2 separate regions of the Homo sapiens genome follow, and region 2 is linked to region 1. The links are chromatin contacts, found by Hi-C or POLR2A ChIA-PET in ENCODE. All regions are on one chromosome and are shown on one strand. The core of a region is the stretch at or near the end of the contact, and the rest is flanking DNA. Distances in the headings are between cores, read along the strand shown. Region 1 holds the start of SLC8A1-AS1 (SLC8A1 antisense RNA 1). Region 2 holds the start of SLC8A1 (solute carrier family 8 member A1).

Region 1 (3,220 bases), core at 293-2,792:
GAAATGAATAATTCAATGACCTAACAGACATTTATAGAACATTTCATCCAACAGCTGCAGAATACACATTCTTCTTACCAACACATGGAACATTCTCCAGGATAGACCATATGTTAGGCCACAAAACAAGCCTCAACAAATTTTTAAAAATGGAAGTCACATCAAGTATCTTTTCAGACCACAATGGAATAAAGCTAAAAGCAATAACAAGAGAAACTTTGGAAACTGCAAATACATGAAAATTAAACAACATGCTCCAGTATGACCACTGGATCAATGAAGAAATTGAGCAAATCAAAAAATATCTTGAAATACAGTATACCAAGACCTATGGGATATAGATGGAAGTACACAGCACTAAATGCCTACATCAAAAAAGTAGAAAGATTTCAAATATGCCATCTAACAATGCACTTCAAGGAACTAAAAGAGAAAGAAAAACCAAACACACAAGTAGAAGGAAATAAATTTTAAAATTAGAACAGAACTAAACAAAAGAGACCAAAAACAATATAAAAAAATCAATAAAATGAAAAGTTGGTTTTTTGACAAGATAAACAAAATCAATAGCTAGACCAACCAAGGAAAAAACTAGAGAAAACCCAAACAATCAGAAATGAAAAAGGAAACATTACAATTGGTACTACAGAAACAACAAAGATCAGAGACAATTATAAACAACTATATGCCAACAAAGGTGGAAAACCTAGAGGAAATGAACAAATTTTTGGACACATACAACCTACCAAGATTGAATCAGGAATAGAATACCTATACAGAGTAAGGAGCAAAGAGTTTGAATCAGTAGCAAAGTCTCCCAACACAGAAAAGCCCAGGACTAGATGGCTTCACTGCCAAATTCTACCCAACTTGCAAACAACACCAATTCTTCTCAAACTATCTTAAATTGAGAAGGAGGGAATTCTTCCCAACTCATTCTACAAGGCCAGCATTATCCTGATACCAAAACCAGACAAAGACACAACAACAACAAAGAAAACTACAGACCAATATCCCTGATAAGCATAGATACAAAATTCCTCAAAAAAATACTAGCAAACCAAATCCAACAGCACATCAAAAAGATGAAACACCACAATCAGGTAAGATTTATCCCAGGGATGCAAAGATGGTTCAACACGCACAAATCAATAAATGTGATACATCACATCAACAGAATGAAGGACAAAAACCATATGCTCTTCTCAATAGATTTTTAAAAAGCATCTGATAAAATTCAGCATTTCCTCATGATAAAACCTCTCAACAAAGTAGGCACAGAAGAGAACTTACCTCAACATAACAAAGGCTGTATATGACAAACCCACAGTAAACATGATATTGAGTGGGGAAAAGCTGACATTCTTTCCCCTAAGAACTAGAAAGAGTTCCTAGGGGAAAGAGTTTCACTTTCACCACTAGAATTTTACTTAATGTATTAGTGCATTCTCACACTGCTATAAAGAACTGCCTGAGACTGGGTAATTTATAAAGAAAAGAGGTTTAATTGACTCACAGTTCTGCATTGCTGGGGAGGCCTCAGGAAACTTAACAATCATGGCATAAGGAAAAGGAGAAGCACACAACTTTGTAGGGAGGAAGGTCAGAGTGAGCACAAGCAGGGGAAATGCCAGATGCTTATGAAACCATCAGATCTCATGAGAACTCACTATCATGAGAATAGCATGGAGGAAGCTGCCCCCAAGATCCCATTACCTCTACCTGGTCCTGCGCTTGACATGTAGGGATTATGGAGATTACAATTCCAGGTGAGATTTGGGTGGGAACATACAGCCAAACCATATCACATAATATTAGAAGTCCTAGCCAGACCAATCAGGTAAGAGAAATAAAAGGCATTCAAATTGGAACAGAGGAAGTCAAGTTGCTCTCTTTGCAAATAACTTAATCTTATATCTAGAAAAAACTAAAAACTCCATTAAAAACCCTCAATTTGATATATACATTCAGTGAAGTTGCAAGAAACAAAATCAACATGCAAAAATCATAGCATTTCTATACATGATTAGTGACCTAGCTGATGAAGCAATCAAGAAAACAATCCCATTTACAACAGCTATAGAAGTAAAATATAATACCTACGAATCGATTTAACCAAAAAGGTGAAAGACTTCTATAAGGAAAAGTACAAAACACTGATGAAAAAAGTTGAACACAAATAAATGGAAAGACATCCCATGCTCATGCGTCAGAAGAATATTGTTAAAATAACCATACTACCAAAAGCAATCTACAGATCCAATGCAATCCCTATCAAAATACTAATGTCATTTTTCACAGAAATAGAAAAAACAATCCAAAAATTTATATGGAAGCTGAAAAGAGCCAGAATAGCCAAAGCAATCCTGAGTAGAAAGAACAAAGCTGGAGGCATCACACCACCTGACTTCAAAATATGTTACAAGACTCTAGTAACCAAAATTGCATGGTACTAGTATAAAAACAGACACATAGGCCAGTGGAAAGAAACAGAGGCCCCATACATAAATTCACATAGTTACAACAAACTGATTTTTTTTTATAAAGGTGCCAAGAACATATTGGGAAAAGGACACTCTCTTCAATAAATACTGCTGGGAAAACTGAATATCAACATGCAGAAGAATGAAACCCGATCCCTATCTCACCATATGTAAAAATCAAGTGAAGATGGATTAAAGGTAAATGTAAAACCCAAAACTATAAATCTATTAGAAGAAAACATAGTGGGACCAGGTGCAGTGGCTCATGCCTGTAATCCCAGTACTTTGGGAGGCCAAGGCAGGAGGATCACCTGAGTTCAGGAGTTCAAGACCAGCCTGGCCAACATGCCGAAACCATCTCTACTAAAAATTCAAAAAAAAATTAGCCAGGCATGGTGGCATGCATCTGTAATCCCACCTACTCAGGAGGCTGAGGCAAGAGAATAGCTTGAACCCAGTAGGTGGAGGTTGCAGTGAGCGGAGATTCCATCACTGCCCTCCAGCCTGGGCTACAGAGTGAGACTCCAGCTCAAAAAAAAAACAAAAACAAAGCAAGAAAGCAACCAAGGAAGGAAGGAAGGAGGAGAGGAAATAAGGAAGGAAAACATGGTAACATTGGTCTAGGTTAAGATTTTATTATGGCTCAGACCTCAAAAGCACAGGGAACAGAAACAAAATAGACAAGTGGGACTTTATTAAATTGAAAAGCAGCTCAGCACTTTGGGAGGTTGAGGAGG
Region 2 (3,220 bases), core at 346-2,845, 530 kb before region 1:
TTGCACATAGGAATCAACCAGGCATCTTAAAAACAAATTAAGGCTGTCTGGGGCCCACCTGCAGAGAGTCAAAGTTAATCAGTTTGGGGGTGTGGCCTAAGCACTGGGATTTTTAAAAACGGCCCAGGAGATTCTGAGGTGCAAGGAGGGTTGAGAGCCACTGGCACAGGGGCAGAAGAGGCTATTTCTTCCATTCCGCCCCCTCTTTGTTGCGGAGGCAAACTGAGGTTCCTGGAGTCAGAATCTATCAGTCGTGGTGACTGCCCTGGTTGCACTGTAAGTATGGGGGGACGTCTCCACGAAAAAAAACTAACTTTCTGCCTTGTGCTCTGCAGGTCCCTCCTTCTCCCACCTTCCCCAAGTAGCTGCTCCTGACCCCCCCACACACCTTGGCAAACGACACCAGTGGCCGATAGCAACTGGTGTTTTAAAAATACTAATTTGGAGCCCCATTTGAGACCTACAACGGGAGAGTCTGCATCAGATTCGGCCTCAGATTCTACAGCATCTGACTACATTCCCAGGTGTGTGTGATGCGCAGCCAGGTTTGGAAGCTAGTGAACTCCACAGTAGGTCTAGCCTTTCACCACGTGAAGTCATTAAGGGTTTGTAAGAATGAATGAGCTGTCAAGAGAGGAAAGGCCTGGTGCAGTGTTCCTTTATTAATTATGAGGAAAGTGATTTATTGGCAATGATAATGCTTCTCTTGGAAAGGGCAAAGAATGGTTCGTCGATTGCTGCATTAGGTTTTTTCCCACTCAACCTTAATGCTCGGCTTTTACTCCTCACTGTAGTTTAAAACCAGCACGCCTTTCACACGAAACAGACTCTGGGTCTTTATTCCCAGGTGAAACGCATCTTTGAGGGAAATACCAACACAGAGACTCTGTCCCAGTTCTTGGCCGGGGGACACCCTCCCCCGAATATCTCTGTTTGCTTGTGTCAGCATCTAGTAGCCAACGTATAGTTGTGCATATCTGATACGTAGAAAAACACAGGGTGAGGATTAAAAAAAAAATCATTGATATATGCCCAGATCCTTTTGCTAAAAGAAAGCTTCCTTTAGCAGAAGGGCAGGAAGTGAGGGAAGAAAGATAGTTGGATTAACAAAGTCAGAGGTGAGAAACGGGTAGGCGAATTGGGGGTCAGGGTTCTGTCTGCGGAAGAGAAGAAGAGGGTTCAAAAGAAAAGTTGCAGCGCCTGTGTGCGCGTGTCATCGATGGGCTGGGTGCGAGAGACAGCGCTAGCGCGCGGCCACAACGCACTGCGGGGCCGAGAGCCGGCAGGAAATCGAAAAAGCTGCTCGCCGGCAGAGGCTGGGAGGCTGGAAGGGCTCCCCACCCGCTCGGTGCTCCAGAAACGCGCCGGCTTTGCCCCGACGCGATCGCCTGGGGAGCCCAAGGGGCGCGCAGGGGGCCCCGGGGCGCCCGGCAGCCGCGGGGCCGAGCGCGCGTGTGAGCGAGTGCGAGGCTGCGGGCGGCGGGCGGGCGAGTGTGCGCGGGAGGGAGGGGGAGCGCGCGCGCGCCCGGGCCCCGGCCCTCCCAGCCTCCCGGCCTCCGCGCCTGCCTCCCGCCCGCGCGCACCGCTGCCCGCTGCCGCGGCTCCCGCTCGCGCCGGCGCTGCACGGTAGTCAGCCCGCCGCCGCCGCCTGCTTTGTGCTTCCCACAGAAGATGGGAGCGACCTCTTCCTGATCGGGAGCTGTTTAAAAGGAGGGAGTGCGCCGTATTTTCTACTAGCGTGGAGGAACGGAGGAAGAATCCATTCACACTCCCCAAACCAGGTAGGATCTTATGATGGACAGGCAGAAGGCATTTAGTCAGAGACCAAGAACTATTTTCCATTTGCTGCTCATAAGGCTACACTTCCCTCTGCTTTGGCAAACGAGCGGCTTCTAAATTTGTGTGTGTGTGTGTGTGTGTGTGTGTGTGTGTGTGTGTGTGTGTGTGATGTGGTGTGTGCGCGCCTGCACATTTTTCTGGGTGTCCGCGCTTCCCAGAGTGAAATTGCTCGGGCTGGTGCGTCTGGGCGTGAGGGTGCCTGCCTGCCTGCCAGTGCAGGCTGCCGGAGGAAGAAAGGGCTGCTAAGGAGAGATGCTGCACCCTGCACCGCGCTGGGCTCTGAGGATTCAGGGCGCGAAGAGCTAAGTCCACCCCGAATGCAGAGCTGCTGGGGATCCAGGCGTCCCCACCCACTGGACTCTTCTCCGCGGACATCCCTCCTTCCGGTAATCCCTGGGGTCTTTCCCCAAGGCCACATTTCCGAGCCCCCTGTTTTCCAGCGGGCGTTGGGTGCTCATTCACCACGGACTGCGGAGAGGAGGGAGGTGTGGCGGGGCAGAGACAGACGAGGAAGAAATGTAGGGGGTAGCAGGGAGTGGGCTGCGGGGTCCACGTCTCTGGGCACTGTGCCGTGGTGTGCTTTGGGGATTCTGCACACACAGGCATCTTTCCCCAAGAGATTGGAAGGGAACTTTGCAGCTGCATTCTCTGCCTCTGGAGCTTTGCTGGCTCTTGGGGGAAATGGTCTGTGTTCTGAGATGTGAAGATATCCTTTTTGGCTCCTCCTTAATGAAGAAGAGGGCGGTCTTATAGCTGGACAGCCGGCCAAAGAAACCAAATCCGCCCAGGCGATGCTCTTGAAAATACAGTACGTGTGCATCCTTGATTCTTTAAATCCACCCCCTGCATCACCCCCGCCTCTTCTCTATCCCCCCCACCACCCCGTGGATTCTGTTGCTGTTTGATGAATGGCTTGGGCTGGCAATTTGTATTTCCCTCTCCAAAGTGGTAGTGGTTGAGTTGAGAACAGGGGTGATGAAATTTAACAAAGCATTTTTAGAAGAGAGCAATGTGCATGTTGTACGCAGTCATTGGAAAGTCATGCTTTGCGCTAGGTATCCTTTTGAAGCCCCCGAACCTGGCTCTCCTGAAGCCGCTCTCTCTCTCTCCTGCTAGTCAGCTACTAGTGGTTGTGAATATAACAATACAAACTTTGTCCTGCTGGAGGTGTAAAGACTAAAAAGAGAAAAAAAGGATATCAGTGGGAGGTGTAGTGGAAGAAGCTTTTTAAAAAATGACAGATGTGGTGAAGACAGTACAAGCGTCCTGATCATGGAGGAGCCTCTAGCTGAGTAGGTGGAGATTTCTGATCAGATCTGGTTAAAGGCATTGCTGGAGTATCTCCAGATATGAGCAGTTGAACATGCACAATCTGAGACTT

What was found. A loop is a pair of places that touch in the nucleus more often than their neighbours do. ChIA-PET counts read pairs that join two places held with the same protein, here RNA polymerase II (POLR2A). Pooled maps may share reads with other maps.
Region 2: a loop to region 1 is called in a map of PC-3, with 4 times the contacts of the local background. The contact joins the promoter of SLC8A1 here to the promoter of SLC8A1-AS1 in region 1. A Hi-C loop is called at or near these places in 13 of 168 maps with a recorded cell type or tissue (Caco-2, IMR-90, MCF 10A and 9 more), 5 of 37 single-sample maps with no recorded cell type and 35 of 50 pooled maps. POLR2A ChIA-PET finds 5 or more read pairs at or near these places in 1 of 52 experiments (BJ).

What each region holds. Positions count from the first base shown.
Region 1 is chr2:39,915,956-39,919,175 of GRCh38, reverse strand. It overlaps SLC8A1-AS1 (SLC8A1 antisense RNA 1), which reads right to left and starts at 1,542. Exons shown (of 5, transcript NR_038441.1): 1 at 1,517-1,542.
Region 2 is chr2:40,450,465-40,453,684 of GRCh38, reverse strand. SLC8A1 (solute carrier family 8 member A1) reads left to right here and starts at 1,595. Exons shown (of 11, transcript NM_021097.5): 1 at 1,595-1,781.